Regions from separate parts of the Homo sapiens genome. Here region 2 is linked to region 1. A link is a contact called in ENCODE Hi-C or POLR2A ChIA-PET data. All regions are on one chromosome and are shown on one strand. The core of a region is the stretch at or near the end of the contact, and the rest is flanking DNA. Distances in the headings are between cores, read along the strand shown. Region 1 has its middle 32 kb from the start of HRH4. Region 2 has its middle 170 kb from the start of ZNF521.

Region 1 (5,114 bases), core at 1,816-4,315:
CTTCTTGGTCACTGAGGCAGCATGTGCATGTTGGGGTGACGTTTACTGTTTCTATAAGTTGTACCAAAACATCTACTTAACCTTTTACATTTGTGCCATTCCTTCACATAAAGACATATGGTACCCCTTCCCCATCAAATCTTTATCTTACCCCACATATTTTATATTATTTAAATTGGGTCATCTGTTACACTCAAATTTTTGCTTTTATGAAACTCTGTCTTTGATAATATAATAGATGCTAATGGGGGAAATAATGTATGTTTTGGTGAAAATTGTTCTAAGGTCAAATTTTCAGGATTGATCTATTTCATGATGTAGGCATTATTTATAATTCACAAAATAAGCCTATTTCTCTTTTTTTAGACAGACTCTCACTCTGTCACCCAGGCTGGAGTGCAGTGGTTCGACCTTGGCTCAATGCAACCTCCACCTCCCAGGTTCAAGTGATTCTCCTGCCTCCGCCTCCTGAGTAGCTGGGATTACAGGCACGTGCCACCACGCCCAGCTAATTTTTGTATTTTTAGTAAAGACAGGGTTTCACCATGTTGGCCAGGCTGGTCTCGAATTCCTGACCTCAGGTGATCCACCCACAGTGGCCTCCCAAAGTGCTGGGATTACCGGCGTGAGCCACCATGCCCAGCTTGGCTTTTTAGATTTATTAAAAATTGCAACTGACTAGGGACAGTCCCAGATAGTGTTAATAGAGTTAATACGTTCATTCCATCTCTATCAATATGTGTTTTGTATACTAAAATCTTATGAGATTTTGTTCTGTAACTTGGGAAAGAGAAAGAAAAATATTTTGGAGAAGAAAATCGGGGAATAAAAGTGGGGAAAAAGGAGCTGGGAAGAAAGAGGAAGAAAAAGAAAGCAGTGTATAATGTAATTATCTTCCTGGCTTATATTTGAACTCCTCTGGATAGAGGAATGATGACCAGAAGTTATGAATTATTTTATAAACACAAAAGTTGATAAAACCTTTCAAAAGACACTTTGTGATTCTCTTGGCATAACAGAGCTGCCTTAGTGACCAGATGTCACAATGTGATACAGAGCCAGAGAGGAAGTCATTTTTGTCCATGATGCAAGGAACCCAGCATTTTGACAACCCAGATGGAATGTGGAGCTCCCATGGAAGAAACGTGTCATCTGGAGGCCTGCATAACCACTGCATTCTCCAGATGGGCACTGGAAGCGCTGAGGCTTCCCACCCAGAAGGTCCACGTGGTGGACAAGGGCAAGTGACAACCAGAGCCACGACTCAAAAGAGGGTGGCTGCTTCAGGCTGATTTCCTTTGACAGACTGGTTTATGGACGTGTGCAAGGGCCTCTCTTTGGGAACTGTCAGAAATGACAGGAGAGATACAAGAAGGTCAACGTCTGGAAATCCGACAAAATGGGCTTAATTCATTGTAATTTTGTTTGCTTTTAAAAAATTAAATCTCTGTCTATATGTGTATATATACATATTTTAAATACATATATATTTAAATACATATATCTGTATTTTAAATACATATATCTGTATTTTAAATACATGTATATTTAAATACATATATCTGTATTTTAAATACATGTATATTTAAAATACATATATCTGTATTTTAAATACATGTATATTTAAATACATATATCTGTATTTTAAATACATGTATATTTAAGTACATATATGTTTTTATATATACGTATATTAAAATACATATATGTATTTATATACATATAAAAACATATATGTATTTATATATACGTATATTAAATTACATATATGTATTTATATATACATATATTAATACATATATGTATTTATATATACATATATTAATACATATATGTATTTTATATATACATATATTTATTTATTTAAATACATATATGTATTTTATATATACATATATGTATTTTATATATACATATATGTATTTATTTAAATACATATATTTACATACATTTATGTATTTTAAATACCTCATTAGGTATTTAAAATGCATACAAATATAAAATAAATATAGGTATTTGAAATATATATAAAAATATAAAAAACATATAGGTATCTTAAATACCTAATGAGGTCTGGGATATCTGGGCAATGTCTATTAGCTTAACTAACAGCGTCAGTGATAACCCTTATTACCCATGGTAAGAAGCAAGCGGGTATAACATGGATAATTAGTACGTCCAGAGGAAATGGAGAGGGCATAGAACCCACTCGAGCTTCTATATTCCAATTACTTCCGGGATTGCGTGGATAAATAACATGGCTGTAAACAGGGGAGAGGGGATGAGAATAGTTTAAAACCCATGCATGTAGCTTGACTGATTGGTTCTAGAAGTTACCAGGGCATTGATCAGGGTTAGCGGGGCGCTTGGCTGATTCCTTCTGCAAAGCACATGCTAGTTTTCACACTTGCATGTGAAACGTCTAAAGCCATATCAGAACTGAGACAGGAAATGAAAGGTGATAAAACCACAGCCCCCCACTCCAGCTCCGCTCTGCACAGCTGCTCTGCTTCTTCACACAGGCCGACTTCAATGGAAGCTCGATGCATGCAGAACTGCCCAGGGACCTGGCCTCTTCACCTCATCACATTTTGAGGTGGGCAACACCAGCTTTTGAATCAGGAAGCAATTTGAAAATCAGTCATGTTTGGATCCCTCAGGCCTGGTTTCATCTGATTAATAAGCTCTGCTTTCAAAGCTCCCCCTGGACAGTCTCCCTCCCCAAACCCACTCTCCAAGTGTCTGCAAGCCGACTCCTCGGCTCCCTTTTGAGCAGGTCCAGCAATAGGAATCGGGCAGCCTTACCCAGAAGGACTAGCCCAGCATCGGCTGACCTTGCCAGGAGGAATTTCTCTCTCCAGCTTGAATTTCCTTCCTGCCTAACTTTAGGCCTTTACTGGGGACCACGCTCCCCTTTGACCACCCGGAATAAATCTCCCCTGCATCCCTGACAGCTGCTGATTTGGCTTCTTTCTTATTTTTTTTTTTAATTGAAAGTAAACCTTCAAAGTGGCCCAGCCACCTGAGAAGCTCGGCTGAGCGTGGCAGCTGGGCAGTGAACCTGAAACAGCGGCGCGGCGTTTCACCGGGTCCCCTCCCGCTCAGGGCAGAAATCATGGGGTTTTGTGGGCTGCCAGGGCCGCTTAGCTTTCAATTTAGCTTTTGCATTAGAAAAAGGGAATATGGACATGGGTCAAATGATTGTGGAGTGATTTTGAAAGTAGCTGTGTAACAGGCGAGAGATGGGGGCAGGGGGAGGTTTGATTTGCAGGCAGAATGCAAGTTTATTTATAAGAGAAATCTAGGGGTGTCTTTGTGCTTTCCTGTTAGACTCTTGGAAGCACTTTGAAGAAGGAAATAAAATTTAAAAAACATATTCAAATTTAACAATCAGTCTTGAACACCGGGAAGCGACAATGTACAGGATGGCACAGAGAGGGTCAAGATTGCTAGAATTTTCTTTTAGGGTCTTCTCCTTGTTACCTTGTTATTTTAAGCTGGTCACTTCAACTCTCTATATCTTCCCCCAAACACATTTTATTTTTGTTTTGGAAAGTTTTAAATATTCAGAAAAGTTGAAAAAATAATATAACAAGTTCATATCCACCACCTAGATTCAACAATGGTTAACATTTTTTTCCATATTTGTTTTGTTGTTTTGTTTTTATCTTTATGTGTACACACACACAGACCCCCCCCCCCCGCCCACACACAGACACATTTGCTGAAACATTAGAAAGTAAGTTACAGGCAGCATGACAATTTATCCCTAATTAAATACCCGAGCATGCATTTCCTAATACTAACATTCTCCTAAATAACCCCAATACAATGATCACACCTAAGATAATGAAAAAGAATTCCCTAATAACATCTAATATCCAGGCCATATTAAAACTTCTCCAAGTGATTCAAAACTGTCTCTGATAAGTGTTTTTTGTTTTGAACCAGGAGCCAATCAAGTTTCACCCGTTACATTTGGTTGTTGTCTTTTTAATCTCTTGCTCTCTCATCTCTCATTGAGGCAGAACCTACATACAAGTGTATAACCTTAAACCTGTACCTTGATCAATTTTTACATACTTATGTAAAAATTGTGACCCCTATATGACCACCAACCAGGTTGATATATGGAATATTTTTATTGCCCCTGAAGGTTGCCCCAAGCTGTTTCTCTGTCAATATGACCTCTTCCCCATCCCCTAGAAGGGGCAAGGGTATGAAACAACTGAACCTCCCAGATCCTTTGGCTGAAAGTGCAAATTGGTTGAACCACTTAGGAAAATTGTTGGCAGTATTTAAAACCCTTCAATAGATACTGATTCTATGAACCAGTAATTCGTCTCCTAAGTCTACACCACAGAGTTGCATATGCCATCAAAGACCCGTGCAAGAATGCTTACAACAGCTTTATTCACAATGTCCCCAAGTTGGAAATGTCACAGATATCCATCAACAATAAAATAGATAACTGAATTGTGGCATATGTATATACAAAGAAATGCTACACAGTAACAAAAGGAAAGAGATACTGCATCTTGCAATAGCATAGATGAATCTCAGACATGTTGAGTGAAAGAAGCTTGATACAAGAGCACAGGCTGTATGAATCCTTGTAGATGAAAGCCAAAAAGAGGCATAAACTATCATCGACTGTGACTGAAGTCTTTAGAGTCCTTTAATTAATAATCATCATGTTTTTTTTTCTCCCCCACGATATTTTCTCTTTGGAGAAAGTAGATGAGTTGTTTTGTAGAATATGTTACATTCTGGATTTGTCTGATTATTTTCTCATTGAACTTGACCCTTCACAACTGGGGACCCATGAGAGAATTGAGGTGTGTTGTCCTAAGGCACTCATTTTAGGTCGTGAATTAACTTCTATCCCATGCAACTAGAATAGTAGTAGTTATGTTCCATTCTTAGGAGAACTGACAATCATCACTCAACTCATATTCTGTGGATCCATGGTTCAGTTGAGGAACTAGCTGAGAAAGGCTTACTGAAAGATATTAAGGCTCAATTAGAGTCAAGTCATTTTGGGCAAGATTATTTTACAGTTGGTACCATTTACTTCCTACTGTATCATGCTGGGAGGCATTTAACATCAGGTT
Region 2 (5,050 bases), core at 1,578-4,077, 1.0 Mb after region 1:
GAAGAAAATAGGATTCAAGCACACTCACACACACGCAGACACACATGCACACACAAACATATATATATACACACACACACATATATATACACACACACATATATATATACACACACACATATATATACACACACATACACACATACGTATACATATATATACATATCTCAAGGAGGCAGAACCTACCTATCTGCCAGGGCCATCCTGCTCTTTCTACAGCCTGTGGACCTGCAGACCATCTTCCCAGCCATCTGGTGGAATCTTAGTCCTAAGACAAGGCACGATGTTTCGTGGTCAGTCACCCATGCTTCCTGCAACCTACTCCGACAGTGAAAAAACACACCAAAGCACTTGTTTAAACAAAGCTTACTGAAACAGAACTCTGATGGTCCTCTAATATATTTTTTCATGGGGTTTGGTTGGGGGATGGTGGAGCTGGTGGTATAACCAATACGTTTTGGTAAACATGAAGCAAATTAAACAAAATGAGGCTTTTGTTCCCATGGTAATTGTATAATTTTCTCTTAAGGAAAGTATGGATTTTGTTTGTGCAGCTGACAATTACTGTTGAAAGTACAGTGTGGCCTGCTATTAGTTTTCTGAAGATGGTCCCAATCCAAGAATGTTTTGAGAATATTCTATTAGCCTAAACAGAAGCTATTCCCATTAGAAATAAATATTCTGGCCACATCCTAATTACACTTTTAAAATTAAAAAAAAAAGGCATTCGTGTGTTCATAGTAACTGTATTTCTACATTGTCCACAAAAAAATATCAACCTGATTTCCAATGAGTTAATAAAGTTTCAGTGTCTTGCAGTGATTCAGCTTAACTTTGTTGAGAAGTAGTCCAAGTATGTGGAGAAACAGCAGGTGCTGGAAACAAAAGCCTCTTTCTACCCTTTGTCAAGATAACAAGATTCAAAGAGTCTCATACAATGACCAAAAGTTGATCAGGGCCATAGTCATCCTATCAGGAGAGCATAGGAGCCACCTTCTACCTCATTAGCACTGTTTATCTCATATCGTGTTAGCATTCATTTTCAGTAATATGATATAAGAATGTAATGATGTATAAGTGTTTTTTAATGTTGTGTAAGTGAAAACAGGTGGGTAATTTACCATGGGCTCCATGCAGATTGGAGCTGGCATTTCACAAAGAGAACACTGAGCTATTTTTTTTTTTTTGGTAAGTATTTTTTTTTTAGCCTGGGTCAGATTTCAACAACCATGGTTTTTAAAGTCACTTAGTCATGTCTATACGAGGCATGACACCACAGATCTGTGAACCCAAAGCAAAAATCAAGAGAGTTATTTACCAGGGCTGAATGCCTCAACCAACAACAAGCATGCTTATATCGTTAACTTTCGTTCAGTATGGAAGCGAAGAGGGGACAGCAGTTTAAACAAGGTATCACGGGTATTCAAAGAAGCCCATAATTAGAGTACAAGCTGCTGATTAGAGCACTGGCCCTGCCTAGATACCTGGCCGCTGAGCTAATGGACAATTCTTTATGCAGAAGTCAGGAGTGTTACTTTATAAGAGTTATGATGAACATCGGGTGGCATTGATTAGTCCCTGCTTTTCCCAGGAAGTTAGAAAGAATTTGTATACCTCTACATCTTTTTATAAAATACTCAGGTGACATTCCTGTTGCCAAGATATCAATAATCTGAATTAATTTCATCATCATCAATACTAGCTGAGCTAATAAAGCTGGAGAAGCCAGGTGTCTTCATGCCTTTTTCTAGGACAAGTGTTACTCAGAGTCTCCCATGACTATTTGCTGATGAAAGGTTATAATAGATTTAATAACGTCTGAGAAAGTAAAGAGCTAATTTTGTAAGTGAAAGTGAGATGCTTCTTTCTACCCCAAACGTTTGTAGAGACAGCACTTTTTATTTTCCAGATTTTCTACTTTCCCATTTTAATATTGAAATAGAAGAAAAATGTTCCCCACCAAGTGCATTTCTGCAGCCTTGTTCTGTGTCTCACGTTGCCTGTCAGTCTGTGATACTACATTCCACAATGCCCTGCGGGAGAAAGAAATTGTGTCCAGACGCAGCCATGGGAATGGAATTTCCCATACCTTGAGAGTGACCTCCAATTTGACCTTAAAATTAAAAACTTGTTTGTGAACTCCTGAGAGGGAAAAAGAAGTATATAACAGTAGCTGCTGTTTAAAAATATAATTGGCAAGCATAGTATAGAAACAACACATGAGTCAATCATGGGCTCCCTTAGATCCCAACAACTCACAGCCCAGATTTCCTGTGTTTTCCTGCCCATGAATGGGGTGAACCACCCGTGTAAACATCCAGGAGGGAAAAGAACGATTCCTTTCTAATCCCCATTTGCACTGGTAACTTTTCCCCAGTGTTTGTTTAAGAACTGGCATCTCTCACTCATTCAGTCACAGTCTGAGAATTTGTCATCAGGCTCATTTGTGCTTAAGAGCACAGATTGGAGCTTTGGCACCAGAAAAGGCTTGAGTCTCAACTCTACCACTTGCCAGCTGTGTGACCTCAGTTTCCTGATCTGTAAAATGGTGATAAACAGTGATACAGTAGTCCCCCTTATCAGTAGGGTATATGTCCCAAGATCCCCAGTGGATACCTGAAACCACAGATAGTACCAAGCCCTATACTATGCATACATACCTAAGATAAAGTTTAATTTATAAATTAGGCAAAGTAAAAGGTTGACAACACTCACTAATAATAAAGTAGAACAATTATAACAATATACTGTAATAAAAGTTACATGAATGTGGTCTCTGTCTCTCTCTAAATACTGTAATATTTTCAGACCATGGTTGACGTTAGGTAACTGAAACCATGGAAAGTGAAACTGCAGAAAAAGGGGAACTACTGTATGTACCTAAGACGGTTGTTTTGAGAAGAAAAGTTTATATACTGGTACCTCATTTCACTAATAGTCTATGTCATGAATTTTTCTTCTTATGGAAATTGCCGAATGACTATTATTCCTTATGATCAAGAGAGTTTTAGATGCTGTATCCATTTCTGCCCTATGAGAAAATGATGAACAAAAAGGTATGTTACTAATGTCGTCAACAATATATCACATTTCACAGTTTATGGATGTATTCACATCACATTATTTAATCCTTGCAATAATCCTGTTATTAATCTTTGGATGGCTATTATTGCCTGTATTGTCCAGATGACATATTACTACCTCTATTTATGTATTGAGAGGTAAAGTCCAAACATTGTAAGGGACTTATTCAAGTTCAGATATTGTCTGTACAACTAGACTATGGATTTGAGAACAGCCCTGCCTTAGGAAGTCCTTTGCCATTTCAGTTACAGCAGGTGGACAAAATAAAAGTATTTGCTGTGAATTCTATTTTTTATTTTTATTCTTTATTTATTATGACTATTATTTTGAGATGGAGTCTCACTTTGTTGCACAAGCTGGGGTGCAGTGGTGGGACCTTGGCTCACTGCAACCTCCACCTCCTGGGTTCAAGCAATTCTCCTACCTCAGCCTCTTGAGGAGATGGGACTACAGACACACATCACCATGTCTGGCTAATTTTTTGTTTGTTTGTTTGTTTTTTGAGACAGAGTCTCGCTCTGTTGCCCAGGCTGGAGTGCAGTGGCGCAATCTCGGCTCACTGCAAGCTCCGCCTCCCGGGTTCATGCCATTCTCCTGCCTCAGCCTCCTGAGCAGCTGGGACTACAGGCACCCGCCACCACGCCCAGCTAATTTTTTTGTATTTTTAATAGAGACGGGGTTTCACCGTGTTAGCCAGGATGGTCTCGATCTCCTGACCTCGTAATCCACCCACCTCGGCCTCCTAAAGTGCTGGTGGGATTACAGGTGTGAGCCACCGTGCCCGGCCACATCTGGCTAATTTTTATTTTGTATTTTTAGTAGAGACAGGGTTTCATCATGTTGGCCAGGCTGGTCTAGAACTCCTGGCATCAACTGATTTGCCCGCCTTGTCCTGGATTTGCCTCCAGGATGCTGCAATTGATAGGGAACATAGGGGTATGTGATTGCTTGACTTGTTTCTTGCTCTACTGAAATTTCCATCTTGTTGAAAGTAAAGAAATATTAATACAGTCTAGCCCGAAGAGAGTAGATTTTCCTAATTTTCCAGACTCCAAAACAACAGTTTCTTTAATCCCAGCTAGACAGCCAGCCACAGCTGATGGGCGAGGTTCGTTACCAACACAGGTGCAGCCAATCCATTGCATGGCCAATCACAGTGACTTTTTCAAGAACTTAAACTAGTAACACAGGCATTAAGGAAGTTGGATGCTGAGTCAGGCTACCATAAGAATAATAAATAAAATGCAAGGACTCCGTTGATGAGATCCAAAAATATGTCCTGCTTCTTATCTGTCCTTATGATAAACCTCTTTTACTTAAACTAGCTGATTTGCAACAAAACCATCTTTGAATCAGAACTCATCTGCTGAAGGAATCAGCTGGGAGGGAATATTGTGGGCTTGAGGAATCAGTTGAGGGTTCATTAAAGAGGGAGGCAAAGCCAGTGTGGGTTACAGGAGTAACCCACTGCACCCTGCCTTTGCTGGGAATTCTAAGCTAATTATCTACCACTGACAATCAAATCGAAGACCTGGGTCATGCACGGTCTATCATGCTAGTGACTAGTAAACATTTCCATGTCAGCCAAGGAAGCATTATTATTATTATTATTTTTGTTTGTTTCTTTGATGTTCTTGTATGTTGCAATATTTTGAGATGGTTTGCTAAAAGTCGGATTTATTTGTTGTTGTTTTTGTTTGTTTTCTTCTTTTGCCTCAATGAAGAACTGCTGGTGGACTCAACTCTTCACTAGATGACATAGGCCTGCATAGCAAAAGGCCAGGTTGTCTTGGGTTATCTAAGTTATGAAAAAAAAAATTGTTTTTTGCATACAAAGTGATAGACATTAAAGTTTTCAAAAGGTTGAAAGAGTTGTTTTTACCTGTATTTCATGCTGCTTAATAACTGCTTTAACCTGTTGATACAGAACTGAATTATCCTAATCTCCTATTTAATTGAAGACTAG

Evidence for each region. Hi-C counts contacts between places; a loop is a spot of excess contacts on that map. ChIA-PET counts read pairs that join two places held with the same protein, here RNA polymerase II (POLR2A). Pooled maps may share reads with other maps.
Region 2: a loop to region 1 is called in a pooled map, with 5 times the contacts of the local background. The contact joins two enhancer-like sites. A Hi-C loop is called at or near these places in 1 of 37 single-sample maps with no recorded cell type and 1 of 50 pooled maps. POLR2A ChIA-PET finds 5 or more read pairs at or near these places in 1 of 52 experiments (OCI-LY7).

What each region holds. Positions count from the first base shown.
Region 1 is chr18:24,489,631-24,494,744 of GRCh38, forward strand. No RefSeq gene overlaps it. Among named protein-coding and RNA genes, the nearest start is that of HRH4, 32 kb to the left of the region's middle. RefSeq lists a silencer at 2,351-2,410 and an enhancer at 2,591-2,760. Within about 2 kb of position 3,066, at least 2 of the 41 ENCODE cell types and tissues checked have a DNase peak (open chromatin) inside an H3K27ac peak, as active enhancers do; they include OCI-LY7, where a contact is called at or near this core.
Region 2 is chr18:25,516,049-25,521,098 of GRCh38, forward strand. No RefSeq gene overlaps it. Among named protein-coding and RNA genes, the nearest start is that of ZNF521, 170 kb to the left of the region's middle. RefSeq lists an enhancer at 2,765-2,934. Within about 2 kb of position 2,828, at least 3 of the 41 ENCODE cell types and tissues checked have a DNase peak (open chromatin) inside an H3K27ac peak, as active enhancers do; they include OCI-LY7, where a contact is called at or near this core.